4 separate regions of the Mus musculus genome follow, and regions 2, 3 and 4 are each linked to region 1. The links are chromatin loops, found by intact Hi-C in ENCODE. Cell type or tissue: heart. All regions are shown on one strand. Region 1 holds the start of Kcnd3 (potassium voltage-gated channel, Shal-related family, member 3). Region 2 overlaps Kcnd3 (potassium voltage-gated channel, Shal-related family, member 3). Region 3 overlaps Kcnd3 (potassium voltage-gated channel, Shal-related family, member 3). Region 4 overlaps Kcnd3 (potassium voltage-gated channel, Shal-related family, member 3).

Region 1 (8,000 bases):
TCCTTTGTGTATCTCTGAGTATTGATGTCTACCATAAAGGCACAGAATACACAGCCAGCAGCCAACTTAGGGATGTTCCAGCTCGGAATTGACATGCATAGCTAGATGCGGTGGTTCGAATGAAAATACTCCCTACCCCAACCCCCACATAGGCACATGTGTTTGAATACTTGGTCCCCAGTTGGTGAAACTGTTTGGAAGGATTAGGAAGTATGGCCTTGTTAGAGGAGGTGTGTCACTATGAGGTGGGCTTTGAGTTTTCCAAAGCCCACTTCATTCCCAGTTAGCTAGCTAGAGCTCTCTCTCCCTCTTTCCCCTCCCCCACCCCTTCTTTTCTCCTCTCTCTTCTCTCTTTGCCTTGTGCTTATGGGTCCTCTCATCTCCTGCTCTAGCAGCATGCCCGCCTGTCTGATGCCATGCTCCCTACCATGGTGGACATGGACTCTAACCATCTGAAACCAAGAGCTCCAAATTAAACACTTTCTTTTATAAATTTCCTTGATTATGATGTTTTATTACAGCAATAAAAAAGTATAAGACCCTGAATATGCCTCAGGATTTGCAAGGCACAATGGGTCCCCCCAGACCCCCCAGAGGGCCCATGTCATTATGCTCGTAGCTCCTCTTCTGGCTTCTGGTCTCCCATGTCCCTCCTCATATGCTCATGTTCTTTTGAACTGAAAGAAATGGACTCTGGTAGCAAATTCATCAGCTCCTCTGCCTGATGGTGAGACAAGGGAGTGAGAAGCAGGGACTGAACCAGAAAAAAAAAAAAAAAAAAAAGAAGAGGAGGAGGAGGGAGAGGAGGTGATGGGGAAAAAGAGGAAGAGGATGAAGAGAAAGAAGAGAAGGAGGGAGAGGGGGAAGAGGAAGAGAAGGAAGAGGAGAAAAAGAAAAGTGGCATGAAGAACTGGAGGCTACTCTTGCTGAACACTCCCCATGGCTTCATTTTCTGGAACCTGCCTGTGTGTGTTTGGGTAAATGCTTGGATAAAGCAGGAGGTTGGAGCCTGTGGACAGACAGGTCTCAGCACTTATTCCTTCTGTGTAAAACTTACCTCTGGGCATGTGGATTGCTCATCGCTGTCTCTGACTATGTCTCTGTCCCCTTTCTCATCGCTGTCCCTGAATCTCTCTCTGTCCCCTTCCTCATCACTGTCTCTGACTCTGTCTCTGTCCCCTTCCTTATTGCTGTCCCTATGGCTCTGGCTCTGTCCCCTTATGCTCTTCTGGAGCTTAGGGACTCAGCCCCATGATTCAATGTGACCTGACAGGCTCCAGCCTGGCATTTGTATTGTCATGTGCATAGTGGTTTAATGTGTGTGCCCGTGCACCCCCACACAATCTGACAGTTCTAACTTTTTTTCCTAGACAAAGTTCTCCATACCTCCTATCTTAAACAACAAACAACTACCCAAATTCCAGGCATGTTATCTATGACAGTCACTGAAGAGCTGTAATTTTTATCATTGAACATTTTAGAGATGGTGGGGTGGGGGAGGCACAGAGAGGTTAAGTAAGTTCCCTATGGTCCCACAGCCAGGTAACAGCCAGAGACAGGCTCAAACCTAGTAACAGCCAGAGACAGATTGAATCACTCTGACCTCAAAGTATGTTTTACCCCTTCAAGGTACATGAGATTCTCAATGTAGAAAGCTTGCAACCCTCAGAAAAGTCCCAACTTCAAAATAGTTGCCCAGCACGGGGACAAACAATCGAAGTAGGACAGCCACAAGAAGTGAGGGCTAGAGCGAGCCTTTAGGATACCTAGGCAAGCTTCAAAGAGCAAGCCTGAGTTCAACAGCGCTAGAAAGAACAGCGCAGGCAACAACAGCCAAGAGGGAGCAGACTATAAGCTATGCTGCTCTTTTCTCTCACAGTCCACATGGCGACAGACACCACCAGAGCCTCGGGACCAAGGAAGAATCCTTACGTGTGCACAGCTTGGAAAGGACACAGACACACACATGCAATCTCCCATAGGAGCATTGTCTTTAAATGGAAAAGATAACCTGAAATACACTCTGAGCTTGCAGAACACACATACACACTGGGGCTGGAGTGACTGAACCAACACTTGAGCCCTGTCAGTGGTAAGAGGAGGAAACCTACTGCCCTGGCAGTTCCTGACTTTCAGTTCCTATTTAAAATGTCTGAATTGGGAGCATCGACAGGCTCCCAAATTAGCTTTTTAAATAGAAGCTGAGAGTTAAAGGAAAAGCGGCCGCGTCATGGGGGAAAAGCAAGTGAAAAATCCCGGCCAGGCTGGTCCAGAGGCAGAGGGGGGAAGGAGTCAACAGGCATGGCTAGGGAGATTCTAGGAGGAAATGGAGGGTACCCAGCATCTCCTGGACAGTGTCTCCTCCAGTGGCTTGAACCTAAGCCAGGTACCTTCTTTCTCCTCACCATCCAGCCTCAAGGAGAACTGTAAACAAAACCCACAGTGGCCTGAACTAGAAATCCAAGTCTCCCTTACTTTTCTTGAGATACTGGAGACAAAAAAAAAAAAAAAAAGAGAGAGAGAGAGAGAGAGAGAGAGAGAAAGAGAGAGAGAGAGCAGTTCACAGGCACTGCACTTAGATTGCCAAGTATGAGCATCTGAGGATCGGGATTGGAGGATGTGGGGCAGGGTGTGAGTGTCCTGTCTCCACAAATGGCTTACAAAGTCCCAGAGACCACAAGCTGTCACATTAGTAGACCACTCCAAGAGTCTAGTGGTGTTCCCTCCCTGACAGTTTGGGGGGCTCGATCCTGGAAGTACCTTTATGTTGCTGAACAATGGCAATGCCGTACAGGAAATTCAAACTTCGACAGAAATAAGATATTATATTTTCACTGCTCCAAAACTGGACAGAAGGTGTTAGATCAAAGGAAAATGTCACTACTGGGACCAGGCTTCTCAGAGACAGAGAACCTTCTCTCAGGAGTCAATTCAACTGAGATTTAAAAAACAAAAAAACAAAACAAAACCCCACCACCACTAGCAGTAGCAACAACAACAAAAACCTCTCCCAAATAGAGGAGGGAGGGAGAATCCTCGCCAGGGCCTTCCCTGAATTCTTCCAGGGTTGGCCAGGGAGTGGCAGTGTTGTTAATCATTAGTACTGTATGCAAATGAGTATGCAAATCTCACGGGGTTCTTGGACTCTGGGCAAATGTTAATGGGGTCCACACCCACCTCTTGAAGGGCCAATTGTACACCTTTCATACTGACAAACTTAAAGGAGCTTTGGTTAGGGTAAGTGAGCCTATGAAAAAGAAGCTCAGAAGTACTGGAGGCCCAGAGTAGCTGAGACCTCAATAACTACTCCTCGACTTGCACTTCTGGAACAGGATCGGTTTGCCACAAACCAGAAACCCTATTCTTGACTCACGCCTTCACCCTCTCCGCACATTTCTCTTTCCTCTGCTTTTGTGTTTCAGCACACACCTTTCCATACTCAGAGCTGCCATCTCTCAAGCCAAGGCGTTCCGGTCCGGGCAGAGGCACGAAGCTGCTTGCTTCGCGATCTCCAGGCTCGGGAGTCCCAGCACCCAGGCCGGAGACACAGGGAAAGCCGGCCACGGTTTGGCTTAGCAGCCAGGACTGGGCTCTACTCTGCTGCCGCGATGGTCCTGGGACTCTCAGCTGGATCCTATGCTCCCGTGGTTGTCCCACTCCTCACGCTGGGTCCGAGTACTAAGCAATAGATAACTCTGGGCTCTGGAAAGGATCCAGGGCCTGGGCCCGCTTTGGAAAGATAGAGAAATGAGAGTTCCTAAATCCCCAGTCTTAATTCTGGGTATTCGTGGTGGGGTATTGGAGCGAATCCTGACCTTCTGGCCATGTGTCAGAGGTCACTCCTGAACGACAGTGGCTCTTACGCGGAGATAAAGGCAGTTTGTCTTCCGTGGGATCTTCCCAGCTTTGGCAAACACACCTGACTGTTCAGGGTCAGCCTGTAAGCTTGCGCGGCGACCAGCTGCACCTCACTAGGTGACCAAGGAGAGGAGTTAGTTGCTCTACCGCGTGGACAGTGAATGGGAAACAGACAGCCAGTTAAGTGTACACACCCCACGCGCATACACGCCAGCGCTCCCTACCACCTCTTCCTAAGTCCCCAGCCACACACGCCCCCGAACTCACGATCACGCCGCACGCCCGGCTCCTCCCCCACCCCCAAGCCAAGCTCACCTTGCCACGCTCGCCCCATGCCCACCCTCGCCGGCACACGCGCTCACACTCGCGTCCGCACACTCCACTACCACCTCCAGGCACACCCTAGGATTCCTCCACTCTCCTGGGGAGACGCACCAGGCTCTGCCTAGTCTCCCCGCCTCCCCCCCCCCGCTGCAGCCCCCCCACTCACGCGCGCGCCCTACACACACACACACACACACACACACACACACACACACCCTCGCGCAGAGTCACTCCCCCTCGCACGCCCTCGCCCTGGGCACCCTCCGGCGGCTAGGCTCCCGGGTCCTCCTCCTCGCTCCCTCCGCAGCCTGGCCGCTCTGCTCTCTCGGGCCCGGCCTGGGGCCGCTCGGCCCGTGGGGATCGGTGGGGAGCGGAGGGCGCAGCCTCGCCGCCTCCCCCGGACTCTCCTCTCCGCCCCGCCCGCGCCGCGCCCCCACCGCCTCCTCGGGAGAGGCAGCCCGTGGCCGGCCCGGCTCCGCTCTGCCCGGCATCAGCGGCGGCGGGGGCAGGGAACGAGCGAACCGGAGCTCACGAGCCCGAGAGCGGAGCGGCTAGGCGGGGAGGGGACACGCTGCCAAGCCCGGGCTGGAGCGGCGGTGGCGGTGGCGGCGGCGGCGGCGGCGGCAGCGGGGGAGGAACGGCCCCACGGACGGACCGACGCACGAACCGACCGAGTGAAGGAGGGACGAGCGAGACTTCGCCGGCGAGGAGGAGCCGCCCGAGCGGCGGCTGCTGGGCGCTTCCCCGCGCTGCTGGGCGCTCTGCGCCTCGGCGGCCCCTGGCCTCAGCTTCCTCGCGCGCGCGGGGCGCGGGGCCTGGGGCTGGCTTCGGCGAAGGTAAGAGGGAAACGACCGAGCCTCCCAGAGACAGCAAGTGCGAGGAGCGCTGCTCCCACGCCTGTTGCTCCCGCTGCCCACGCGGCACCCTCCCACTCCCGCGCCCGGGTGGGTGGGCGCTGGGGCGCCGGAAGGATTGGGGGTGGGGCCGGGCCGTGGGGGAGCAAGCAGCCGGCCTGGGGGCGTCGGTTCCCTGGGCTGCAGAGCCACCTCCGGGCACTGGGGCGCCGAGAGGTTTGGGGGTGGGGGTGTGAACCTCTGCCCTCTTGCCATTGGCCTGCCTTCCCTCGCCGGGCGCCAGGAGCAGCGCCCCGGGACCTGGCTGCAGGTGGCGACGGTTTGCTCCGTCCCCGCTCTTTGTGAGCTGAGAAGAGAAATGGCTGAGAGTGGAAGCTGGGAGCCGTTTGGGGCGCTTTGCAAAGTTCTCCAGCCAGGCGAGCCTGTGTTTGCCTGTTAGAGGATGAGGCTGGTCCAGCTCGTCCTGCCTGGCACATCTTTTCTTTCCCGGGAAAGGTCCCATAAGTGTCCCGAGAGACCATAGGGAAGGGGGTTCAAATTTGTTTTAACAGAGTGTTTACACTAGGGATGGGCAGAGAAGTTACCTGGAAATCAACTAGATTCCTGTGCTTTCTTAGTGCTGGCATTTAATTCAGCCCACGTTGTTCTCCTTTTATCCCGGGCAGCCTTGATAAGTCAGCAACAGGCTGAGAGGTTCCAGACCTGAAATCAAGGCAAAGAAAGTCTCCGTGTATTTGACGGAGCCTCTGAACTTTCACGGGGTGATAGGCGGCACAATGCAATCAGTAATCAGGTTTTACAGGGTGGTCATGCATGAATGTAGGTGATGCTTGAATCGATGCCTTATTTACTGTTACTTCCAGGGAACCTGAAGGTTTAATCTCGGAAAGCGGGGGGAAGGGGGATTCTGGGCATTCATTCAATGCAAAGCGTGTGTACATTTCCCCATGTGGACACATACCGGCCCACTGAAAGGAGCTGATGTGTTTATTTTTTTTCCATGTTGCGTCTTGAATGCTATAAGACGTAAGTACACAAGGGACCTCCAGAGGAAGAACGATTAACAGCGGCTTCCTTTTGCCGTTGAGGAGGCTGGAGAAAGAGTTTGGGGAAACTGCACTGGCCATCCTAGGAGCTAGGAGAGGCACTGTAAAGAAGAGGATCTGCAGGTCCCAGGCCTGTGCCCCACGGGATCTCCAGCATGGCCCCCATGCTCATTTCATACCCAACAAAATCCCGCAGACACGGGACAGACTCCCTGGGGGCGTGAAACAGTTCCCCAGACCAGCTCTGATTTCTGAGGACTCTCCTCCGAGGTCATTGAAGGGCAGATCTTGGTGATGTGACTTTTTTTTTTTTGTTTGTTTTTCTGCTTTGTGTCTGTTCAGGTGAAATGGAAGTGTCAACCCCCCAGGACAGGAGGTCTGCCTTTTTTTTTTTTTTTTTTTTTGACCCTCTGCTTCTAAAATAGACGTTGCTTAGCAGGCAGCTGACTTTTTACAGCAGGAGAAAGTGTTCTCTTTTTCTTTTTCAGGATTTTTTCATGTTTGTCATTTCTGCATTTACCTGGTTTTAATCTCTCTCCCTCCTGCATCCCTACCTCACCCCACAGCCAAATCTTTCCTACTGTCAAACTCTTTTGCCACAAACAAAAATAGCTTCAGAGTTTTCATTTGTAAAGCACCCATGTCCTAGTAAAGCCGTGGTATGGGAGGCGTATGCGGTGCCATTGGCTGGAAATGGGGCCGCACTATAGCGCCTGTTGCAGGGTTCATACCCAGGCCAGCTCTGAGAGGCACTGGTGCTGTTAGGGGTGAGTGTTGCAGCAGGAACCTGTAAAAGTCCTGTTTAAGCCAGGTCATCCCTGCAGGGTTGTTGGGTGGGCGTGGCTGGTATGGACTTGAGGTTGTTGTCTGATAGACGATAGTCCTCTTCCAAACCGAGGTGTGTACATGTATGTCCATGTATGCACATATGCACATGTGCACAGAAAGCAGTAAAGGGGTAATTGCTATTTTCTTGGCACTCTAAACCTGAACGATAGGTTCTGAATCTCCGGAGATGATCTGGTACTTGCATGGGCCTTCTTGAAAAAAGACTGCCCTGGATTATTGTACAGGGTAAAAGTTTGCCCTTGGGACAAGAGACTTTAGGATAGATAGGGAGAGGATTAACGTTGCCTCGCTCTGAGCTTTCAATTACCCATCAGAAAGCAGTTTGTGAATTGCTCATGGCCTTAGAAGAGTTGACTCAGAGTTGGAGCTGAGGGCATGGAGCTCAGCTTGCAAAGTCAGGCAGCTGGCAATGGGATCCCAGAGTCCAAGGGGCAGTACTGGGAGACTGACAGGAGAGAAGGGCATTGTCTTCTCGGAGCCATGTGTCTGGCTAACAAGGCTCTTCCCGAGTAGGTCCTGATTCAGCAGTCTCTTAATCTTTGCCATTTGAACCCCTGCCAGCGCCCATCTTAGATACAGCAGAGGTATTAGGGGTCATGAGTCAAAGGGCCAGGAGGGGCTGGAGGCCCAGTTCTTTTCTTTTCTAGGAGGGTGAGTGGGTTTCTGTGGGTAGGCTGAACCTTAGATTGCTTTGGGTTCCAAGTGATGCAGGTTGTGTGCCCTGTTCTGGGCACCAGCCTCATCAGGAATTCCCAGAACTCCCTCTGCTGAGATGAGGCTCAGGCTAATTGTATCCCCACAGCAACCAACCCAGATGCTCCACTTCCCGCTCTGCATGGGCAGCCATCACAAGGCAGTTTCGGAGAGACTGGAGCTGTGGTCTCTGTGTCCTGGATCCAGGAGAATGACTAGAACCAATGGGTCCTCTGTCACTTTCTTCTCTGTCACTTTCTTTCCTAGCTCCTTCATTTTACAGATGAGGATTCTGCAACCCAGTAAGTTAGCAGTGGCTTGCTTCCAAAAGTTCAGGATAGATAGTACCAAAACAGACTGAAGGGTCCCCAGAGCC
Region 2 (8,000 bases), 96 kb after region 1:
GAGCAAGTCATAGGCTAGAGGTCCTTTAGGAGTGATAACAGAGCCATCATCACTAAGGACAGAAGGCTTAAGGGAGGCTGACAGAGCACTCACCTTACCACAGCTATGAAATAGAAGGGACCAGATAATGACCCTATCCTATGCACTCATGTGACAGTCATTGTCACTTTGAAAAAGACCATTTGAGATGGTGTTGAGACCTGGCAAAGCTTAATCCATAAAGGAGACAAGGGGATACCATGTTAGGCTGGCTCTGTAGCTGAGAGCTGAGGCAGCCATAGTTGCAGGAGTACCCCCCCTCCAGACCCTTAACCCCCAACTTGCTGCTGAGTCCCATGGTCTCAGCTTCTTCCACAAAAGTGTCTGGAGTCCCCTTTACTTTGCACTCCCCATGGTAAGACCTTTACTTTGTCATTTGTTAAAGCCCCACCTCAGTAACCAGTCCCCAGAACCCAGAATTGCCACCTGGGTGACCTGCTGGAGTTTCCATGACCTCATGCTTACATCTTGTGCCAATCCCAGGACCCAGAAACAAAAGATTCCTCTTGACCCTCAGGAAGCTCCCAAGGTTGGTGGCTCTTTGCCTCCAGTGACAATCTTGAGCAACTCCTGTCCCAAGATGACTAGAGAAGCCACAAGCTTCAAGTGTGCCAGGACCTCTGAAGTCTTGAAGTCTCATAGTCTTGGAACTATGGTGAGGGTGTTGGGAGCAGTTACCGCTGGCAGGCAGGGAGTCTGAGGAGGCTCCTTCAACAGCTGGCTGGGCTTTGTAAATTCAGTGTTTCTCACTCAGCTGTGATAAAGACAGGGGAAGGCTAAGATAATAAGAGCAGGAGGAATCCACCCTTCCCCCACCCCCAAGCACCTCATCCATCCTTACCACCTCAGGGAGGACCAGTGCTGCCCCTGATTGACAGACAAGGCAAGTAAAAGATACGTGGCATGCTGAAGCTGATACGTGGCATGCTGAAGCTGGGAGACAAACCCAGTAGTCCAATTTCCCCCCACTGTTCTTGTAATGTTATGTGAATTACTTTTCTCATTGCTGACAAGATGCAGCTGAAGGGAAGAAGAGTTCATTTTGGCTCATGGCTCAGGAGCTGTAGTCCAGCATGGCGGCAAGGCATGCATTGAGCAGGGAACTACCAGCTTCTGCCTCGGAGGACCACGAAGCAGAAAAAGTGGAGACCAGGCACTCAGCCAGCTTTCTCCTTTCTCAGTCAGACCCTAGACCATGGATTGGTGCTGCTCGCATCCAGGGATGCTCTTCAGTTCATCCTTTCAGAAGCATCTTCAACAACATACCCAAAGACATGCCTCACTAATGTCCTAGGTGTTTCTTTATGCAATCAAGTTAATGATCAGAATTGACCATCACAGGTAATGGTCAGAACTGACCATACCCTGATAAGGCTGGATAGCAATACATACTGCTTGTATTTGAAGATGGAAGACCTCTGACCTATCTGGTGACCTAAGGCATTTATTTGGTAAATAGAAAGTATTTCCTCCTTTATATCTAGTACACATTTAGCCAGCCTTTGGATTAACAATACAGGGTGCATTTCTCTGTGCACAGATTATCCAGTCTCTGTCTATACCTCAGTTGTGACATATGGACCCATGCACCTTCGACATCTGTTGCTCATCCCAGTCCTGAATGCATACTCAGCCCTTCCCAGTTACACACCTGCAGCCACGTACTCCCCACCAGTGCTCCGGAATATCCTTACATTTGCATGGACACTTGGCATCTACCCACCCTATATACCCGCACAAGGCCTGGGTGACTAGCTAACAGATACATAAGAACAAGCATCTAAACACTCAGACCCCGTCAGCATGACAAGAAGCCACAAAACCAGATGCAGTCAAGATGTTCAGGACTGAGGCCCAGAAGCCCTGCCAAGGCCTCAGGGAATGGAGTGTTCTGAGAGAAGAGACAGGACCTAGAACAAATTCACTCCTCTACTCTCTAAGAACCACCGAGCAGACAAGCAGGGGCCAAGGCTAAGGCTTTTGGGGAGGTGTCGAGCAACCCCTCCCTCCCATAAAACATCCCAAACACTGAACTGATGCTGGGGAGGACTTAAGTCTCTTTCACTTACTGGGCAGGGCATATGCTGGTAGATGCTGATGTGTCCCCTTTATTAATCAGCATGAGTCAAGTGTCACTCTGTGCATGGCCCTTTTCTAAGTACAGAAATACAATGGGCAGGACAGGTGCTGCTGCTTCAAGGGCCTTACCCTCTGGTGGGCTAGAGTGGTGTGGAGCTGATGGCAGTAATGGCAGCTTTTAAGCCCTTTGCAGGCGCCAGGACTCTTCAGCATTTATGCTCCGCCCCAGTTATATGCCACGAGAAAAGCATTAGCAGCCCCACCCTCATCGATGGTAAACTGAGGCACAGAGAGGTTAAGTGACTTGTGCAACCTTTACAGATCGTAAATAAAGCAGCCAGTGTTAGAATCTAGGCACGCTGAGAGCCCACACAGTGCTTAACCAAGATTCTGTGGCAGTGTTCATGAAAGATTCCACCTCCCTTTCTGGCACAATGCTCCAGAGGTTGCAAAGCATTGTAACCTTTCTTAAGCTCACGTGAGCCCATCAGCAGGCATCTCTAGCAGATCTCACTCTTCCCATTTTACAGGTAAGGAAAACTGAAGTCAAATGCTGTCTTCTAGCTAGCTAGTAGATATCAGGGATGGGACTCCAGCCCAGCTGTGAGGTCCAAATGGCACCGTGCTGTCAGAACCAGACCCACTCATTCTTTCTGGCTCTCAGAAGGACCACCCTAATCCATCTTGATCTCTGACCCCTAATCCCTCTTGACCTCTGATCTATGCACTGTGAAGTCTGCACTATGGTATCAAGTGAGTTTCAAACCTGGTTTCATCCTACATGCATCCACCACACTCCTGGGAGGGGCACCTCACTTCTCATCCAGTTCTCATCCACAGGACAGTCACATCTGCCTCCCTGTACCACCGGGAGGAAAACTAGCCAGGCACTGAGTGTGGGCCCATGGGCCTCCCAGCCAGCGACAGTCCTCCTCAGTTTTTCTGAAAGCGATTTTGTCCAAAGGCAGGGCCAGCAGGGTGGCTTCCTGCGCTCTTCCCCCTGGCATTTGACCAAGCTTTCTTCCGCGCACGGATGTGGAACTCTTCCTCACCCCGGGAGCTCACAGGAGGTATGATGATACAGCAGGCCTGCACACTGGGCCTGGGAAGGAGCTGGTGTTGTTCACAGCTTCCTGCCCACCCACTGGGTCCAGAGGCTATCCCCAGGGAGGCGAAGGAAGCCGCTCAGAGCAGATGGAGAAGGGCCTCTCAGCAGCCCCCTGATTCATGCCAAATAACCCAGTAAGGTGACTGATTTAGGGAACATGCCAGGGTTGATATCGAGGCCTAAGAGCTGGAATCCAGCTCCCTGGGGAAAGGAAAATGAGAAATATGACTAAACCGTCCTCCCACACGGCTGTCATTAAAACAGTGTTCGGGATGTCACAGATATTTTTGCTTCGTCTCCAAATAATTTGTTCTTCCAACTTAAATTTTTTTAATTTAATTTTTATTACTCCTTCCTCCACCTCCCCATTTGTTCTCTGAGGCCAAGGAGACTGGCGTGTATTCCACGTCCCGAGGGCCTCCCCTGAGCTTCAGAGTCAAGGCTATACACTCCACGCCCCCAAGTCTACTAGACAGCCTGTTCCCCCCAGGCAGAGTCTTCCCCCTCCTGCCCGCTCCCCTTCTCTAGTCTTTCTCCCATTCTTCTATTCCCCCCCCACCCGCTTCTCTCCATTCTCCTTCTCCTTCCTCATTTCTCCTCCCCTTTACTTGTTCCTCCCTCCTCTCTTCTGAGTTTCTTCCTCCCCCCCCCCAACCTCATCTTCTGTTTCTTCCCTCCCTCTACTGTCTTCATCCTTGTTCCCCTTCCCACTTCTTCCCTCCAGTTCATCTGCCTTCCTCTTCTTCTCTCTTTGCTTTTTTAAAATTATATTTTGTTTCAGTGTGTGTTTGTGCACATGTGAGTGCACGCCTGCGTGCATGTATTTGTGAGCTGGTGTGTGTGTGTGTGTGTGTGTGTGTGTGTGTGTGCTTGAGCACTTGGGTCAGAAGACAAGATTTGGGAATCGATTTTCTCCTTCTACCTGCGAGTCTCAGGGATAGAACTCAGGTGATTAGGGTTGGCAGCAAGTGCCTTTACTCTCCTCTTTCTTTCTCTTCTTCCTCCTCCCCCTCCTCCTCCTTCTCCTCTTCTTCTTCCTCCCCCTGCTCCTCCTCTCCCTACTCCTCTTGCTCCTCCTCCTAGGACTTAGGAAGAAAGTCTGTTAGCATTTACAAGGAACCAGCTACTGTCCTAGCTACAATGAGACTGAGTTCCTGTTTGTCAACAGTGGGCATAAACACATACACAGATCACATGCCTTAGTAACTCCAAGCCAAGTGCCAAGAAAGAGATGGGCCTGGGTAGAGCAGGAAGCAAGGCAGCTTTAGCCAGGGTATGAGGTGAGGCCTCTGAGGAAGGACTGACAGGATGACAGGAGCCACGGAAAGCTGGGGAACCTCCATATGAAAAGGAAGCATGCCACACAGTGAGGTCCCCACCGTGGGAGCGAGCTGCCATGCCTGAGAAAAGATGGAGGCTGGGGACTGCAGCAGAGAGAGCAAGGGAAGCATAGAGGAAGCTACAGGCAATGAGGAAGTAGCCAGGCCACAGGTCTACTAGGAGTATGTGTGAGGTGTCATGAAATTGGCAGGAGGTTTCAAGTGGGGTGACTGGACCAGCAGTGCTGTGTGAAAAGCCTGATACAGCTGATGTGTGAGAACTGACTTGTGAGGAGCCAGAGGGTCCAGAAGACCCAGCAGGAAGACTGCCAATCTACACGTGGACGGACCCTATGCTGGCATCTCCCCTGACAATGCTGCCCTCTGCCCCTTGTTCTGCACTGCTTCCCGAATGCCCAGGATAGAGCCAGGCACGTGGAGACATCCCAGGCATTTATAAGCACGTGACTCCTGGGCTCTGACCGGGTATGACTTGCTGCTGCTGGAGGTCGGAGGCCTTTGCTCAGAGGTGCCTGTTGTCTGAGGTCTGAAGACACGGCTCTCAGAGCAGTGGCTGACAGGTCAGGGGAAAAGCCTACTATGTGCTACAACAGGAACAGCAAGAGTCTGAACAGAGAGAAAATCAGGGCCCAAGTAGCCAAACTAGCTTCCTGACAAACCCGGCCTGAAGTGAGCTTTCGACTCTTTGCCCACATGGCTCCTCCACTTGCAACACTGAGTCCACCCCTCATGTCACCTGACCATGGCCAGAATGTTCTTCAATCCCAGATCCCCTTTGCTAGGAAGCTTTACCCAGTCTATACGCCTAGGCTTGTGAGAGCCTGGCCTTCTCCGTCCTCTCTTGTAAGGCTTTTCAGAGATTTTACATTACCTGTGCTTTTTGTTTGTTTGTTTGTTTGTTTGTTTGTTTGTTTGTTTGTTTTAAATCGAATGCACACACCCTCCCAGGGAAGATGGCTAAGCAAAGACAAAGGTGACATCTGATTTGTCCCTTAACTCTCCAGAACCTAATGCAGTTCCTGGAACATAGGCACTCGAAAAATATTTGAACCACTTAAGAAGAAAGCTTATCTTGCCCAGTGGGCAAGGAGACCCTCCCTACAGCTGCTAATGCATTGCTCATTCAGCAAATATTCACTGAGGACTTATGTACCAGGCATCGCATAAGCTCTGGAGGTACAACTGTAAGCAAACAGGTCCGTGCATTTATAGAGTTTATACAGCGATGAGGGGGCAGAAAAACACCGTAAGTAATGTGGTAAATCAAATGGTGATCAATACAGTCAAGAAAGGGCACATGTTGCTGTACAGCAGAGTCACGATCTGCTGGGAAGACGGTTATGGGGATACCCTGAGGGGCATGCAGAAGCCATCTGGAGTATTTGTGCCTTGGGGTTCACGCCTCTAGGAAGACAGTCATTCAGCGAGCCCCCCATCTCTCTTCTATACCAGTGAGTCACTTTAAGGTACTGATGTCCTCAGCACTCACTGCCTCTCTGTCCGGTCTTTGTAAAATGCCTTCCTGTTACTCCACATTCCAGCCACAGACGTTCACCCTTTCTTTGTTTCTTTTCACTGCCAAACCTCTCTGAAAGAGTTGTCAGACTCATCTGCTCGCATTCTCTTCCTTGTACCTGTTTTCCTAGGTAAACATGTGTTGTGCCGCAGTGTTTGTGACACTTTACCAACACCGCTAAGTGGCTTCATCATAACTGCGTGAAGTAGGAGATCTCAGCTTAGAAAACAGAACAGAAGCTAGGCGGTGGTGGCGCACGCCTTTAATCCCAGCACTTGGGAGGCAGAGGCAGGCAGATTTCTGAGTTTGAGGCCACCCTGGTCTACAGAGTGGGTTCCAGGACAGCTGGGGCTACACAGAGAAACCCTGTCTCAAAAAAAAGAGAGAGAGAGAGAGAGAGAGAGAGAGAGAGAGAGAGAGAGAGAGAGAGAGAAAGAAAAGGAAGGAAGGAAGGAAGGAAGGAAGGAAGGAAGGAAGGAAGGAAGGAAGGAAGGAAAAGAGAACAGAGAATGGGTGAATAACCAGAGCCGTTTGGTTCATGGTAATGGCCAAGAAGATAGGAGGTGGCTATGCCGGTGTTCAGCCAGCTTTTTCTTTTTTTCCTCTTTTATTCATTCACTCTGGTACCCCCACCTATGAAACTACCCACATCCAGATGGGTTTTCCCTACACAGTTAAGTCTTTCAGGAAACCCTCTCCCAGACACATCCAAAGCTGTGCTCTATTAATGCCCTGAATGCTTCTTAATCCAGTCAAGCTGTCAACAAAAGTTCACCACCACAGCTTTCGTTCCTAAACTCGACACTTAACGTAACTGTGTGAGCTCTTAGCATCTCCACTTAGGGATCCGGTGAATGTCTCAAACTCAAGGGATCTCAAACTGAACTTGTGCTTTCTCCCCCTCACCTCATTTATTTTCCTGAATGGAAAACTGCGTCTTCTCAGGTATACAAGCCAAAAGCCCTGGAGTCATCCTTGATTCGTGAGTTCTCTGGCCCTCCGTATCCAACTTCTAAGACACTTACTTGGCTTTTCTTCTTTCTGGGCGCATACAAAACCTGACCATGTTTCTCACCCCTGTTCCTACCATACTGGTGAGAACCACTGTTATCTCTGTGTCACTGTGAGATCACCTGCTGTCACCATTGGCATTCTGGACACTGTACTCATCCCAGCAACCAACATGACCCTTTTCAAACTTAAATAAGCAAACCACCACTGGAACTGTCCAGGTCCAGATTTACCATCTTTACCATGTCCTTAATATTCTCCGTGATGTGATTCTCATGGCCTCCCTAAATCCATCTCCTGCAGCACTTCTTTTTGGTCCTAGTCACTTGGTCTGCTGTCTCTCACCAGTTTAGGAATGGCCCACTTTAGGCCTTTCCTCTTGAGTCTTCCCATCACTAACTCTGGAGCTCTCAGGAATGACCTCATGCAGAAAGCCCACTCTGGCTTCCCAGGCTTCCCCGTTCCCCTTCCACTGCTCTGGCCTTTCTCCCCAGCACATTCCAACACTGGTATAGTGACTTATTCCATTGACACATAATCCCATCCTCCACTAGACCAAGAATGGCAGAGGAGTGAGAATCTTTATTTTATGCAGTGATGATGTAAGCACCTAAGTCCAGAGGCAGTGCTTGCAGGCACCTGTGAGCCCCTGTCTAGGGACTTGCTTGGGGAAGGTATGCCAGCTTCAGGACAAAGAGTGCCACGGCCTTCCATCTTCCTTCTTGCCCAATCAAGGCCAGACTCTGTGACAATGACCCATTGACAAGCACCTGCCTCCATATTTTTTAGCAGCCATCTGCCCATTCATGGTGACATGTGTACTTTGTAGCCTGGTCCAGAGAAGAGCAGCAGCTTGCTGAACACGGCCCATAAACCCCAGCCCAGCAGCCATGCTAGCTCAGACAGA
Region 3 (8,000 bases), 190 kb after region 1:
TGTGTAGACCTCCAGCTCTGTACTCTCCTGCCTCAAGCTCCTGAGTTCAGCGGTTGCAGGCCAACACCAGCACTCTCAGCTTGCAGGGTGCTTCTCATGTGTGCCAGCTGTCTTGGGAGTCCAAACACCAGGGGAAAGAGTGGAGGGTCCTTCGCTTCACTCTTGAGCTTGACTTTGTATCATGGGGAAGTTGGAGGATGTGAGGATGCTCAAGAAGAGTAAGGGGCCCTCCTGAGCCCACCACCTGGCCCTCTTGTGTTTTCCCCTAAAGTATTTTAAGTGAATTCCAGATATGTGCCATTTCAAAACACATGAATATTGAACATGCACGGAACATATTTTCTTCAGCTTAAATGGTACCTACCTGTAGGTCATGTCTTTTTCTTATTATTCGTTTTCTTGTTAGCAGACAAAGAGATTGGTTTAACTATGACATTTCCACACATAAACATCTTTACACCTGTTATTTGTCCCCGTCACCAGTGTCCCCATATCTCTTCTGCCTCTTACCAGTTTCCTTCCTTCTCCTAGATCATCCTCCCTTCTGCTTCTATGCTATGTCATTCCAGTACCCTCTCTTGTCCCCTCCTCCATGTAGATAGATCTCTTCCTTTCCTCCCATGGCCCCACGTTCATTTCATATATACATACACATACACACAGATGCATATATAAATTTACATCTAGTTTCTGAATATAAGAGAAATGTGATATTTGTTTTTCTGAGTCTGCTTATTTTACTTAACAAAATAATCTCAAACTCTACCCATCACACACATTACTACATTCTTTATAGCTGGCTGAAATTCTTTTATGTATCTTACCACATTTTCCTTAACGTTTTGTCTGTTGATGGGCATCTAGGTTTGGTCTATAACTCAAGCTCTTGTGAGCAGTACTGAAAAAAAAAAACAAAAACAAAAAACATAGAGGTGCAAGAAATGTGCAATGTGCCAACTAGAACCCCGCAGGTCTGTGCCCAGGAATGATATCAATGAGCCCTATGGTGACTCTAGTTTTAATTTTAATGAAATACTAATTTCCATAGTGGCTTCACCACTTTGCACCCCACCAGCACTAAATAAGAGCTCCTCTCTCCCCACAACCTTGTCAGCACTCCTAACTAGGACGAGACTAAATCTCAGGGAAGTATTTTGTTTGCTAAGGGTTTTTTTTTTTTTTTTTTTAAGCAGCTTTAACTTTCATTTCCATGATGTCTAAGGATTTTTGAACACTTTTTCAATGTATTGGCCACTTTTTATTTTTTCATCTAAAAACTATTGTCATGAGCCCATTTATTGATTCCTACTTGAGTTTTAGATTTCTTTATAGATTCTAAATCTATATAAAGTTTGGCAATAATTTTCTCCTGTTAGGAACAGATCTTTTTTAATTGGGTATTTTCTTTATTTACATTTCAAATGTTATCCCCTTTCCAGGTCTCCCCTCCGGAAATCCCCTATTCTATCCCCCTCTCTTTGCCTCTATGAGGATGCTCCCCCACCCACCCGCCCACTCCCGCCTTCCCACCCTGGCATTCCCCTACACTGGGACATTAAACCCCCTCAGGTCCAAGGACCTCTCCTCCCACTGATGCCCAACAAGGCCATCCTCTGCCAAGAGCCATGGATCCTTCCATGTGTACTCTTTGGTTGGTGGTCCAGTCCCTGGGACCTCCAGGTTGTCTGGCCTGTTGACACTGTTGCTCCCCCCGTGGGGCTGCAAACCCCATCAGCTCCTTCAGTCCTTTCTCCAATTCCTCCATCAGGGATCCCACGTTCAGTCCAATGGTTGGCTGCCAGCATCTGCCTCTGTATTTGTCTCAGGAGACAGCCATATCAGGCTCTCATCAGCAAGCACTTCCCAGCATCTGCAATAGCATCTATGTTTGGACACTGTATATGGGATGGATCCCCAAGTGGGGCAGTCTCTGGGTGGCCTTTCCTTCAGTCTCTGCGCCACACTTTTTCTCCATATTTCCTCCTGTGAGTATTTTGTTTCCCCTTCTAAGAAGGGCTTAAGCATCCTCACTTTGGTCTTCCTTCTTCTTGAGCTTTATATGGTCTGTGAATTGTATCTTGGGTATTCCAAACATTTGGGCTGATATCCACTTATCAGTGAGTGCATGCCGTGTATATTCTTTTGTGTCTGGGTTACCTTACTCAGGATGATATTTTCTAGTTCCATCCATTTGCCTGCAAATTTCATGAAATCATTGTTTTTAATGGCTGAGTAGTATTCCATTGTGTAAATGTACCACATTTTCTGTATCTACTCCTCTGTTGAAGAACATCTGGATTGTTTCTAGCTTCTGCTATGTACATAGTGGAGCATGTGTCCTTATTACATGTTGGAGCATCTTCTGGGTATATGCCCAGGAGTGGAATAGCTGGGTCCTCCAGTAGTACTATGTCTAATTTTCTGAAAAACCACCAGACTGATTTCCAGAGGGGTTGTACCAGCTTGCAATCCCACCAGCAATGGAGGAGTGAGGAACAGATCATTTTAAAAGTATCTTTTAGCTTTGGCCTGGTGTGTGTGTGTGTGTGTGTGTGTGTGTGTGTGTGTGTGTTAATAATAGATATTAGAGGGTTTCCCTGAAGGAGAGAGGGGTTTGCTCTCTCTCTCTCTCTCTCTCTCTCTCTCTCTCTCTCTCTCTCCCTCCCTCCCTCCCTCCCTCCTTTTCTCTCCCTCTCCTCATCTCCCCATCTCCCTCCCCAACACAGACAGACAGAGGTGGGGGGAGAGACCACCCCAAGGACTCCCTTCCCTCCCCCCCCATACACATGTAGAGAGAGGGTGATTGGGAGAGAAAGCATCCCTAAAGGCTGCCTGCGCTTTGGAGCTGTTCAGATACCAGGTCAAGGAGACCATTGTGGACATGGGGAGCTGAGAGGCAGGGACTGAAAAAGAATCAGATAAGCATTCACTTATTCATAAAATTTGTAATGAAACCTAACATTGGGAGGAGCACTAGAGAAGCAGAGACCAGGGAGACAATAGTCCCTGCTGTCACTAACCTGTTTCTGGAGGGCAAGAGGGCAATGTGGAAATAGAAAGATGCTAAACTGGTGTCGGAGTTTCTCCTCAGGACCACAGGAGGGTGTGAGACAGTGAAGAGACAGAGATGCAAAGGCTCAGAGAGCAGAGACCAAAGAAGCCCCCACTCTCCTATTCCTGGCAGACAGAGGGCACCTACTCTATCTGTCTTTTCAGCTCATGCTCAGTCAGACGAGCTAGATCTCATATGTGGTCCCATCTCCACCCTCCAGAGGAAAAAAAAAAGGAGGAAAAAAATATACTTTGGGGAATGATCAAGAGTTGGCTGAATTTACTGAGCTAAATCAACCCCAGCCCAGAAGCTCTTCGCCCCGGGGCTGCAAACTCGTAAGATGTAAAAGGACTCTTCAGAATTTTCTGCCACTCACTGGAAACACTAAATTGGCCCCAGGCTCTGGAGCAGGTTTAAGTACCCGAGACTATGTTAGAAGTAATTGTTAACAATTTGGGGGACCCAGAAATTCAGTCCTGTTAAAAGTTCAAGGAAAACCCTGTCTCAGAAAGGTGAACTGAATTTAGCCCTCCACACTAAGGTATCCTTAAAACAGCTGGCCATGTGCCCAGCAAGCACTGGGGCCATGCAGAGCTATGGAGCCCTCTTCTGGGCGATGACATTACACTGTGCCAGGCCTGCCCTGGTAGAGGTCACACCCAGTACTGGAAAGACTTGGACCTAAATGTGCCAATTAGGTCTGGGTTGTTGCTGAGACTTAGAAACTCTCACTGCTTTGAAGTCACACAGCTAGAGGCTTGCACATGGCCTCTGACTCCAGAACCACATTATACAGAGTGGAAAGGCAACTGGGAAACAGCCACCAGCAGTTTATGCCAAATGAGATGAGGAGTCAGGCTGTGCCCGAGGAACTTAGAGATCTGTCATGTTGGTACAGGATCAGACGAGCTCTAGAGTCCCCAAAGGCAGAACAGGAACTCAAAGGTGCTGTCTAAAGATGAACTGACAGCAAGAGCAGTCCACGAGTGGCCGGCTGACTTCGTGCAGGGTAACTAGAGGCTATCGCTTCCCAGCTCAGAAAATGCTGTGATGGGCTGGACTTTCATAGAAGCCCTATGTAGAAAATTCCTGTTGTTCATTTTTCAGAATAAGTAAATGAGACCCAGGAAGCTTGTGACTGCTGGAAGTCTGTCGGCTGGAGGGGGGGAAGGGTAAGGAGGAGAGAGAAGGAAAGGGAGAGATGGGGAGGGTACACTGACTTCCACACAGGCCTATCTGACTCTAGTCCACCAGTTGGGCAGTACAGAGGCTAGGGAGGGTGGCCTGCCAGTCCTGTAAGTCTAAGACTGAGTTAGATGTAGCTTAATGGGAGAGGGAGAACTAGTCCTCAGAAGAGGAGGATGGGAGGAGAAGGGGAAGGACACCTCCCTACCTCCAGAATGCAGAAGATAGTCTCAGCGTAGCTCAGAGCAGAGGAAAGGAATGCAGACAAAAGTCCTGGCAGGAAAGAGCACACTGTGTGCTGACTGGGATAGCCTGGGATACCTAGTGACCACGTACAGGCTCCAATACCTAATCTCTTAGCATCTTAATTTGATGTGCCTCCCCCCCCCCCAGGCCAACAAGCATCATCTTGCCAACATTCTCCTCCTGTCTGTCTCTACCTATTTCACAGAAAACAGAATCCCAGGTGAGCTAACAGAGGCTAGACTGGAGCTTAGAGAAGATCCATATCATCAAGCAACACATAGGGAGTCCCTCAGGCTGATTGCCTAGCTAGCCCAGCATCCGCAGCCTATCTCTCTACCACTTCCACCTCAATGCTTCACCCCTGAGAGTCACTGGTATCTGACCTTGGTCCCATCAGGCCTTTGTTGCATATTTTCAAGAGCCTTCATCCCTGTATCCAGCCTTCCCGTCTGCATCTCATGACCACCATGCTGTTCACCAAAGGCTTGTCCTGGGGTTTGCTCCACTGTGGAGCTGTGGTAGCACATCCGTTTCTCAGATGCTTGCTAGCCCCAGGTGGCAGAAGGCCGAGCATCTGACCCAGGGAGAAGGGCGTCTGTGATGCACATATGGAGAAAGAGCAGCAGATGGTGCTCGCCTGTGGGACAAGGTCTCCAAGGGAACTCCATGGTTTGGCCAGACATGGTCTGTTCCACACAGCTCTTCTGGGTCAAGCCATACACCCAGGAGTGTGGGAAGATAATGGTGAAGGGTTTCCTAGGATCTGGTATTGGGGAAGATAAACTGAGCAATGTGCAGTTTCCAGAAAAGCATGCCAATCAAGACTGGAGTAGCACACATGCCAGTGTATCTTGATTCCACTTGCCCTGCCTCCCCAAGTGTCATCTCTCCTTATGAGCCCAGACAGGAGATAAAGGCCATCTGAGCCTCTGGGACCTCAACCCTTCCTTCTGTACTTCTTCCTCAAAGGACAAATGTTTCTGACAATCACATTCAAAGCAAGCACATCTAGGGCCAGGGATGTAGGAAGTGCCATCATAAATAGGCAAATCCCAGCTCCTACCTGCATGGGCTCTCACTGAGGGGAGACCAGTAGTGAGCTTGAGTGTGTCTCTCCCAGTTTCTATCCACAGACGGACGGGTGGCACTTGCTACTCTATCCCCATCTAGTTTTCCTCTTGGTTTGCTGTATGTTTGCCACCTCTGCTGGTCCATGTCAGTGGGCTTTTCAGGGGACCCAAAAAGACTGGGCTTTGTAGTGACCTAGCTTTGCTCAGCTCTGCAATGTGGCTATTGTGATTGCTTCATTCATTCAGAGACGAGGTTAGCACAGACACACACACATACACATGCATAGGCACACACACATGGGCACACACATACACACACACGTGTGCACAATCATAAATGCACACACATGTGCAGGCACGTGCACACATACACACACACAAACACATACACACACATATACACCCTGCTCTTTACTGCTTTCCGACTAGTCACACTAGGAATGAACTCGGGTCCAGGAACAAGGGACAACATGAGGGTCCTCAAGAACTAGTTTGGAAAGAGAAGGTCTCCTATAGTGAGGACAGCTGGTTAGTATACAGCATCACACTCAGTCCTAATGAATGAGTAGGTTTTTACTTCTAGAACTGATTCTTTTCATCGTCCTAGTAGGTCCTGGTTGGCTGGCTGGCTGGCTGGTTGAAGCTCGAAAACAGTTCCATTATAATTTACAAGAAAAACTCAGAGCAGGTGAGCTCTAAATCTCGGCGGCTGTCTGGACCATGAGAGCAGAGAAAGGCTGTGCTGTCTGAGTTAAGCTGGCATGGAGGTCAGCCACGAGGTAGCAAGCAGCCATGTGGGGTGTCCAGAGAAGGAGCTTTGGAAAAAGAGTAAAGGCCAGGGTGTCGAGGAGGGGGGAAAAAGTATTTAAGTTCTACTCGGCATCTGTAAGAAGAGAAAGGAAAAAGAAAAAGAAGTCACCTCTTTCTGTGTCGGGTGGTCTAACACAACAGAACTCCATGGCATCTTCTAGAGACACCAGAGAGTAGGAGTTCTGGTAAAGAAACACATATTATCTCATCAAAAGGCTAATTATTCCACCTGTCTCTTCATCATGACTCAAAGTAATCACGCCTTCCTTAAGCCCGGTGATTTGAACTGTCCAGCCAGAACTTTAGGCCACTTCTTACTCTTGAACATAAGGAATCTCCCGTGTCATGCCTGAAATTCAGGAGCATATAGAACCCATTTTCACAATAAAATCTGAAGATCCAATTCCAAAGCTGCCCACAAGAAGGAACTAGACTGAAGTTCTAGTCCCCACCCCTACCTATGGCCTTTGGGCAGAGTGCTCAGTAAGCAGGAAGCAATAAACAAGAGCTCCCATCTCACACTGCTGCCCAGAGCACCTTTTTGGAAGTGCTGATTTTGGGGTCCATGCCCTGAGCTCCCCGGAAGTATTATATTCTTGCTCATTTTTGAGACTCCAGTTTGGGTTGTTCCACAGACCATTTCACAGATTACTACTCTAGTGTCAGAAGGCCTTGACGGGGGTCTCTGAGTCTACTTTCTTCCTCTGTCCCTTAACCACACAATTGCTTCCTTCCTTCCTTGTGGTTTCTGTTTTCTTGATGTGTGGGAATTCTGAAGGCCCAGATTAGAGTCTACCTGAGGACAGGATTTAAATATGGTGCTGCCATCTGGGAGCCACTCAGCCCACTCCCAGGGACTGAACTTAGCTTTCTGTAATCTTTGTTGTGTCGGCCCAGGAGCAAATCCCTGATCACTGGGCCCTTGTTGGCTTATGCCTAGGAACAGCAGTGGTCTTCCTCTGCCCCCTGCTCACACCTCGGCTGTGATTCTGCCTTCTGATTGGTTCCTTCTTATTGGAGTAAAACAGAATTTCATCTGCCTCAAGTGAACCACACATCTCATCAGAAAGCATATGCAGGATACTGGAGAGAAAGCTCAGAAATTAAGAGAACTTGCTACTTTTGCAGAGAACTCTGTTTCAGTTCCCAGCACATATGACAGGCTCACAACCACCTGTCACTTCAGCTGCAGGGGATCCAACACCCTCTTTGACTTTCTTGGCACCCGCATGTACATTGTGCGCATAAATTTATGTAGACCCATACACATAAATAAAAATAAATAAATACAACTTTTTGATGTAAGCATATTTAGGAAGTAGACATCCTATAGCAGTAGAGCCCTCTGGTGATTTAGTTGGCCAAAGGAGAAGTCCCACTGAAAAATACATTTATAGTTTCTTCGCTAACTCAGTAAGTCTCTTGGGTGTCTGGCTCGTGCTAGGTACAGTTGTACATACCTCTGCCTCCCTGGGGCTTGCAGTTTGGTTTGTTAGCCCCAAGGCCAATCCAGTTCACAGAATCATACAGTAGGAAGAGCTTGCTTGATTGCTCATGTGAGCCGTTGAGTTCTTACTGTGCACCATGCATCGTGTTGGGCACCTGGAATCCAAAGATGAGTAGCCCCGCCCCAAGAC
Region 4 (8,000 bases), 63 kb after region 1:
ACGCCATTCAGTATACAAGCTCAGTCAATCGTAGGGATTACAATTGCTGCTCCTTCTGCTGTTGCCACTCTAGTTACTGTGCTGATGAACCATCAAAGAGTGGGGGCAGTATGACCCACCCCGGTGTCCCCAGCTCAGCTGAGGAAGCTGTTGTGCCATGGAGCATGGAGATGAATCACATACAAATCATCTGGTACAGAAGTTAAATAAAATTCGCCACAGCTACCCTGATACAGCTTTAATGGTATGCGTAATTGTTTCAGAGACACACAATAATTAGATATAAATGGTAAGCTAGGCATGTAAACGAAAATAATTAGTATATATAATAATTAGGAAAAGAAGACATTTTGAGATCAGTGGAGAGGAAGGGGATACTAGGACTGGGAGAGGAGATAGAAGGGTAGGGAAGGAAGCCTTGCATAACGTCTCTGGATGCCCCTCCTCTATTGCATGCGGAAGGGTAGGTCCATTTCCCAAGTGGCATCAGGGCTGGAGCTTATTACCCCAGGTTCTGATACCCAGTCTAGAAGCTACTTAGACAGTCATTCCTTCAATACTGGGCTGTGACGTGTGAAGGAACATGGCCAACTCTCCATGGAAGCACCCATGTGCTAAGGTAGGAAGGGACTCTTGCCTCTGAGGACAGCTAATGGCTAACAGTGCCTGGCATATTGTAGCTCTCTGCACGTCCATGTTGGGTGGCTGTACGGGATGAGTGGAATGGCCTTTGGGGAGAAAGGAGAGTGAGGGAGAAGAGATGAAGCTGATGAGAGTACCGCCCGAGTTCAAAGAGTTTAGCAAATGAGGTTCCGGAGCTGAGCTCCTGCTCTAGAGCTCCCAGCTGATTAGCTATTCTTGCCTCGGCTTTCTGCCCTGTGAACTAGAAATTACCAGGTTTGGATGGGGACTAAAAGAGCTAATATGGTTGATGTGCATAATGTGCTCAGCCCAGGGCCAGGCACTCAGTCAGTGCTAAATAAGCCTCTTATTAGCCCTTCATGTGCCCTCTTCTATAGACTTCTGGTACCTTTGGAAACCTAATCATATTTTCCCAAAGCCACACAGTGAAGGAGCAAGCAGATGGGGAGAGTGGCTGAGAGCACTGTGGGAGCCCGAGGTAGAGCAGGGAGGCTGGAAGTCTACTTCACATTCCTTCCTTCCCTCTCATGCCTGTGTTTACTTTGCACCTCCTATGTTAGGCTCTGTTCTGGGAGCTGGGGATTTAGCAGTGACCAGCACAAGCCAGCTCCTGCCTTCTTGGAATTTGTGGCATAGTTGGGGGAGATGGTTAATAAGATATACTCTGCCAGTTGCCGGTGAGTAGTATGGAGAGGAAAAATAAGTTGGAAAAAGAAATGATGAGTACCTAGGGCCGGGGAGAGAGGGCTGAACTGGCACATCTGCACAGATGTGTGGGTGTGTCAAGGCATCTCTCTGATGGCGCTCTAAAAGTGCAGGCCAGGAGAATCTGCTGTCTCCCCACTACCCACTCAGCTTGCTCAGAGGGTGCTTTAGACCTCAGATGCTTCCATTGTTTCCCAGGTGACAAGATGGGAGTGAAATGGCCTGCCAGGCCACCTAACTAGGGATGTGGTGTTGGCAAGAACATCAGAAAAGCCCTTACTACACACTTGTAGGACAATAGTCACTAATGCTGGAGTAAGAATACTACTGTGTTTTTACCTCTTTTAAATTAGTCTCCAGTGTAAGCTACAATGGTTTCATTGAGACATTTCATACAAGGGCATCACTGTGCTCTGCACATGCTAGCCTCTACTCCTGCCCATCCCTGCTCCCCTCGCTGGCCCCGCCTCCTGCCTGAACAAGTCCCCTTCTCCTTCTTGTCACACATCAACATCCTTACATCCAGATTCTGCATGTCCTCCACCACCGTCCTCTGCTGTTCCCTCCTTCTGACTTCTCCACCCCTGCTGTGGTCGTCTGTTCACTTCCATCAAACACACACACATAAGCACATATCTACATACACATGAGCACACACACACACACACACACACACACACACACACATACATATACAAATTTATACACATATTTAAATCTAGATTCTGTATATGAGAGAAAACACAGTATTTGTCTTTCTGAGACTGTCTTATTTCCCTTTGCATGGTGATCTCTAGTATCACCCATTTTCCTAAAAATGACATTATTTTATCTTTATAGCTGAATATTGTGAATATATAACACATTTTCTTTACCCATTCATCTGTTGAACAGCATCTAGGTTGATTCTGTGACTTTGCTATTATAAATAAAGAGATGGTGGGAATGTAAGTATGGCCACTACAGGAATGGATATTCATCAAAATACTAAAAATAGAGCCATATGTTTCAGCCATACTATTACTGAATATAAACCCAAAGGAATTGAGAAGTTAGACCTCTGAGATATTTGCATATTTTAACTTCTTTATCATTTTTTGTTTGGTTTTGTATTTTAAAATCAGGGTCTCGCTCATGCATTCATGTAGCCCAGGCTCTTCTGAAATTTATGATGTAGCTCAGGCTAGCCTCAAACTTGTAGCAGTCCTCCAGAGTGTAAGAGTACAGACCTGAGCCAGACTCCAGTTTGCCTCTCTAGACAGATGTTTTTAACTTTCTTATAGGGCATTAACCCCATTAGTTGAGGCCCAAGGAAGGCCTTGAAGATCATACAGTTAGAACCAGTGTCTGCTGGCTTCTGACCCCAGAACCTTTTCCTGTAGTCACTAGAACTTTTATCTGCCTGACATTAAATGAAGAGTTTCAGAGAGTGTAATGTTCTAGGAAGAATTCAGGCTCTATACTCCTATTCCTGGGTCTTAGAGTCTGACCTAGAGTCACATTGAGCCAGTCCCATCATCTTGCACTGCCCATAATGCAATAGGAAAAATGTCCTGAGAATCAAATAAACTAAAGTGTGTAGCTCGTAGCAGAGTGTCTGATATAGTGTGAGCTTCAAGTAAGCTGTTGTAGAGAACTGGCTTCATAGCTCCCAGCTTTTCCCCTTGGTGTCTTAAACTGCTGGCCAGTCAGAGGAGGACTAGGGACAAGCCTAGGCCAAGGAAGTGTGATTTGGCTAGGATCCCTGTTCTGTTGCCTGCTTCTGTTCGGAAGGCTCCTCTCCAGGTCAGGTGGGCGCTCTTGCCTGTTTTTCAACAACCAGAACCATGACTCAACTGTTTGGGTCAAAGTTGACTTTATCCTCTGGAGGAACTGATTAGTCTAGGACCCTAGGCAGAGCCCTTGATTGCTATGAATCTTGATCAGCATGTCTCACAGAATCTGGCAACTCTGAGTGCCCATACCAGGGGCTGTTGCTGTAACCACAAAAGCATGGGCAGCTAGGCACGTGGAGTGAAGCTGGTTTGATCCATCCTTGTCCCACCTGGAGCCCTGTCATTCATCTGAGTACAGAGGTCAAGGGGGCATTTGAGGAGAGAGTGAAGCATCCCTTGACCTCTGAATCCAGTCCCTGGGCATGCTGGGTGACCCACGAGCTAGAGATAAGCCTGCCTTCACTTGGCTCGGCTCCATGAACATTTCTCTCAGAAGTGCTCCCTGGCAGAGTGGAGATACATGCAAGGAGGACAGGGCTGTCAGGATGCTCTTGTCCCTCCCAGGGTCATAGTCAGAAGCAGAACATGTTCCCTCCAGGGAAATTAAAGAATCAAGTGCAAGGTAGCCTGGACATGGAGGACAGGTCAGACTGTGATTTCTTAGGAATACTGTGCCCTGAAATAGCCCAGAGTAGCCGCAGTTAGATCTCAGCTCCTCTTAGACCAAGGCCATCTAAGGCCACTTTTGTCCTGTCCTGAAGCCTGACAACGTCCTGGTTGGAAGGTGTTTCCTAAGCACAGGAACTTGGGCCATTCTATTGAGGTGGCTCTGCCCTTCCTTGTCCTTGGGTGACTCCAAGACCCCAATTTCCAGGCTGTGGCTTAGCTCCCTCTTCACATGTTAACAACCATGAAACAAAACTCCAGTAACTGAAGCACAAAGAAAGAGATGCTTTGTCACTGCCTCTGCTACCTGAATCTATAGGCATAATGTTTTCCAGAAACTTCCAGGTTCTCTAAGCATGCCATTTAGCACACACTGCTGAAATTATTTCTTTAGGTAGCCATGGTTTTTTCCTTCCAGACTATGGGCTCCAGTGAAGGAGCTATTCACTGTAGGTACCTCTCTACTCTACCTTATCTCTCCATGCCTGGAACACAGGTACTTAGAGACCCTTTGTAAGGTAAGTATAAGCAGGGGCAGAGATAGGATAGAAGCATTATGCCTAGCCCTCAGTAGCTAGTGCCAACACAGGCCATCTGCTTGCAACTGATCATGTACCAAGAACAGCCTGATGCAGGTTGAGCTGGTGAGCCTTGCCCTGGGGCACAGTAGAGAGACAGTTCAGAAATTCTTCTTGGGCTTCATTGTCCTCTGACAGTGTCAGACTTCCTATGCCCCCACTCAATGCTTGTGGCTTTCAGGAGGCTGGGTCAGGTAGGGAGGATCACTTACTACAGGATAGGGGCCCCAAGAACCTTCTCTATTGAGGTTTGCAGAATAAAGCCATAGGCTTGGATGGCTCTGATATGCAAACGTTGTGTGGTCTCCCTAGCTGATGGCAAGGAATAAATCACCCAGATGCTGCCTTGGATAGTAGAACGGTGGAGACTAGGACTTGGGAAATGGAAATGAGAAGATCGCATACACACCACCAGTGATCTGGGTGGGGTTTCCGTCTGAACTCTGGGGTAGGCAGGTACAGAGCAGGCTCCTAAGTACTGGAACTCCTGAAGGACACTGCCCAAAACAAGCCAGACAAACAGAAGTTCTTACCATGAATGAGGTGAGACACAGAATGAAGAATGTGGCCACCTGTAGTAGGTCTTGGACTTCTAGCATGAGCTCTGATGATGAGGCAGCGATGAGGGGCCAGGAGAGCCCTCTGCTGGGTATCACTGGCATTCACCCAGGTTGTATGCTGGTCTGCCCTGTGAGCTGTTTCCACTCCATTCTGCACACTGATTTCAAGACAAAGTGAATCTGTAGAGTTAGAGAGGCTGGGACAATGCCACATGCCTCTTGGGATGATTGAGCTAAAAGAAACCCTTAAGTTCTAGCACCTTAATTTTGCTAATGGAGAACCTGCTGTTGTAAATTTAGACATGTGGTCACAGAAGTAAGGACAGAACCAGACACGGCCAAGTCTCATGCTTAGAGTACCAGTGTTCACCTGAAGCCTGCAGTGGTCATCGATCCTGAATATATAAGCCTGGGTCATTCATAGACATTAGCCTCAAGGGCTGGGCGGTTGGACCAGCAGAGGATTCCAGTGGACATTTAGTTTATATCACAATCTCATTGATTATCACAACTGCCGTACAAAGCAGAAACTCTCTTGTAGATGAAGAATCATGGAGCAGAGAGACCAAATGACTTGTCTAAAGCCATCCAACTACCAGCTTCTAGACACAGAACTCCAATTCAGATCTGTCTTCAGAACCAGTGTAGCTATCAATGTCTCAGCATGCTTCCTGCAATCCAATTACTGTTCTGAGCCCCTGCATGTATTAATTTAACTCTCTTAATGATGTTAGTTGAGTGTTATTATCACATGAAAAGGAAGGACATTAGGCACAAGGAGGTTAAATCTCTTTACCAAAGTCCTATATCTGACCCTGGAACAGAGGGCAGATTTAAACCTAAATTCTCTGAACAGAAAAACTCACTGTTAATTCTGCACTACACTTGGTGAGCAGTTGTTGGATGGATGCAAGGATGGGTAAATGGATGGGGATATGGGTGCAGGGATAGATGGATGGATGGATGCATGCATGCATGAATGGATAGATGGGTGGATGGATGATTGGGTGGGTGTTTGTATGTAGGGATGCAAGAATGGATGCAGGGATGGATGAATGGATGCATGGATAGGTGGATGGATTGTGAGATGGATGTAGGAATGGATGGATGCATTGATGGATGAAATGATGCAGGAATGGATGGATGGTGAGATGAATGGATGATAGATGAATTCGTGCAGGGATGTATGGATGGATGGACGGACATACAGAAGTAACAGCAGGTGGATCTTCAACAGTGCTGCCAGTGCACAGTGGTCTGGTGGGTAAGTAGAGTCCTTGCATTCCTGACAACAGTGTGTGTCCTTTCCTCATGAACAAACTGAATCTGCTTAGCTGTGCAGGACCTGGCTGGAATATCAATTTATTCTAACTCTGGGCAACTCATCTCCATGCTTCCTGCCCTCCCTTTCTTCCTCCTGCTGTCTCCCTGATCACCCCACCCTGCTCATGAATTAAAGATGCTAAAGGGGCTGTAGTTCACAGTAAAGGCACCTCTTTCGTGCTCATCTTGGACAAATCAGGGCTGCCTGCAAGCATTTCTTGGCTTTAAGGCTTTAAGACAGGAAAGCCTCAGAATGAGTTTTCCAGCTGCCTTGAGAACCTCATGGGCGGAGGCAGGAGCTGAGGGATTTTGCTAGTGCTGTGCATACATCTCTTGCATATATATTTTCCTTATGTCACCCTCTCCACCTGATATCATAGGCTTAGGAATGTTGGCAGGAGCTCAGTACCTTAGGTTGGCCTGCCATCTCCCAACAGTTTCTAGGACAGTAAGGCTATGATACCTTTTAGCTCCAAGGCAAGGAGGGCAAGCTAGCTATTCAAAGCAGGGACTTATCAAAGGCCAATGGGAAGCAGGTGCGCTGACATATCAGAGAGGAAAAACACCACTGGGAAAGCTGAGAGGTGGGGGCTGCCCTTTGAACTAGTTACTCTGCCATGAACTAGATAGTAACCATGGACAAGTCGCTCCTTGTTTTGGAGCCTGAGTAAAGCAATCAATTGGGTCCTAGATGATTTCTGACTTAAGATGCAGCAAATGAAAGTAGTTTATTTGGTGTCCTGAACTTGAATTCCAGCTATGCCTGTATGCATTCTATCTAGTCCAGGTTCTAATTTAGAAAACAGAGGCTATTCAGAATATTTGGGTTTTGTTGTTGTTTGGTTGGTTAGCTTTTTGAGAAAAAGGTCTCACACTGTAGCCCAGGCTGGACTTGAATTCATAGTGATTCTCCTGCTCTTGCCTCCCAAGTACTGGGATTACAACCATGCACCACCTGGTTCATTCTGAAAGTTTGAAACAGAGAAATCTTAATCCAGAGAGTTGGTGACTGGATGTTGGAAATAGCAGGGATAAATCAGAGATGGTAAGTATAACAAGAAGCCACTGTTGAAAGGAAGTCATTGCTCATAGGCCAAGACTGCATTATAGGGCCCTCCTTTCCCTCGGTGCCTGCATTTTCCAGAGATGCTTGAAGCATAGGGACCCCTCTAGAGGCAGACGCATAGAGAAAATGAAAACCACTGGCTCACCTCCCCTTTTTTAATTCCATTAATTAATTAATTTTTTACGTATTTACTTTATATCCTGCTCACTGCCTCCTCCCTGTCACCCTCTCCCACAACTCTTCTCCCATGCCCCCCCCTTCTCCTCTGATCGGGTGGGAGCCCCCCTGGATCTCCCCCCTGGCACTTCAAGTCTGTGTGAGGCTAGACTCTTCCTCTCTCATTGAGGCCAGACAAGGCAGCCCATCTAGTAGAACATATCCCACGTATAGGCCACAGCTTTTGGGATAGCCCCTGTTCCAGTTGTTCAGGACCCACATGAAGGCCAAGCTGCACATGTGCTACATATGAGCAGTGAGGCCTAGGTAAGTTCTTTGGTTGGTGGTTCAGACTCTGAGAGCCCCAAGGGTCCAGACTGTTGGTCTTCCTGTGGAGTTACTGTCCCCTTCAGGGCCTGCAATCCTCCCTCCTATTCTTTCATAAGAGTCCCCAAGCTCCATCCACTGTTCGGCTGTGGGTGTCTGTATCTGTCTGAGTCAGCTATTGGGTGGAGCCTCTCAGAGGACAACATGCTCCTGTCTGCTAGCATAACAAAATATCCTTAATAGTGTTAGGGATTGGTGCTTG

The links. Peaks named below come from ENCODE experiments on the same cell type or tissue, not always from the same donor. Only the 100,000 strongest peaks of a DNase experiment are listed, where the experiment ranks them.
Region 2: a loop joins it to region 1, with 2.4 times the contacts of the local background. A loop is called at or near these places in 4 of 42 quality-filtered maps.
Region 3: a loop joins it to region 1, with 10 times the contacts of the local background. A loop is called at or near these places in 10 of 42 quality-filtered maps.
Region 4: a loop joins it to region 1, with 2.5 times the contacts of the local background. A loop is called at or near these places in 11 of 42 quality-filtered maps.

The regions. Positions count from the first base shown.
Region 1 is chr3:105,447,700-105,455,699 of GRCm38, forward strand. It overlaps Kcnd3 (potassium voltage-gated channel, Shal-related family, member 3), which reads left to right and starts at 4,191. Exons shown (of 8, transcript NM_019931.2): 1 at 4,191-5,018. It overlaps Kcnd3os (potassium voltage-gated channel, Shal-related family, member 3, opposite strand), which reads right to left and starts at 5,256. Exons shown (of 4, transcript NR_040759.1): 1 at 4,854-5,256; 2 at 3,816-3,971; 3 at 3,430-3,729; 4 at 491-721. In heart, CTCF peaks have their summits at 3,075 and 5,347; DNase peaks (open chromatin) are centred at 4,052 and 5,372; H3K4me3 peaks cover 3,365 bases; H3K27ac peaks cover 1,690 bases; H3K27me3 peaks cover 5,693 bases.
Region 2 is chr3:105,543,572-105,551,571 of GRCm38, forward strand. All of the region lies in intron 2 of Kcnd3 (potassium voltage-gated channel, Shal-related family, member 3), which reads left to right. Among named protein-coding and RNA genes, the nearest start is that of Kcnd3os, 95 kb to the left of the region's middle. In heart, no CTCF peak of the experiment used is centred here; a DNase peak (open chromatin) is centred at 5,000.
Region 3 is chr3:105,638,697-105,646,696 of GRCm38, forward strand. The region is part of intron 2 of Kcnd3 (potassium voltage-gated channel, Shal-related family, member 3); the gene reads left to right. Among named protein-coding and RNA genes, the nearest start is that of Ddx20, 45 kb to the right of the region's middle. In heart, a CTCF peak has its summit at 3,661 (motif pointing left); a DNase peak (open chromatin) is centred at 3,685; H3K27me3 peaks cover 406 bases.
Region 4 is chr3:105,510,889-105,518,888 of GRCm38, forward strand. All of the region lies in intron 2 of Kcnd3 (potassium voltage-gated channel, Shal-related family, member 3), which reads left to right. Among named protein-coding and RNA genes, the nearest start is that of Kcnd3os, 62 kb to the left of the region's middle. In heart, a CTCF peak has its summit at 4,957 (motif pointing left); a DNase peak (open chromatin) is centred at 3,523; H3K27me3 peaks cover 1,057 bases.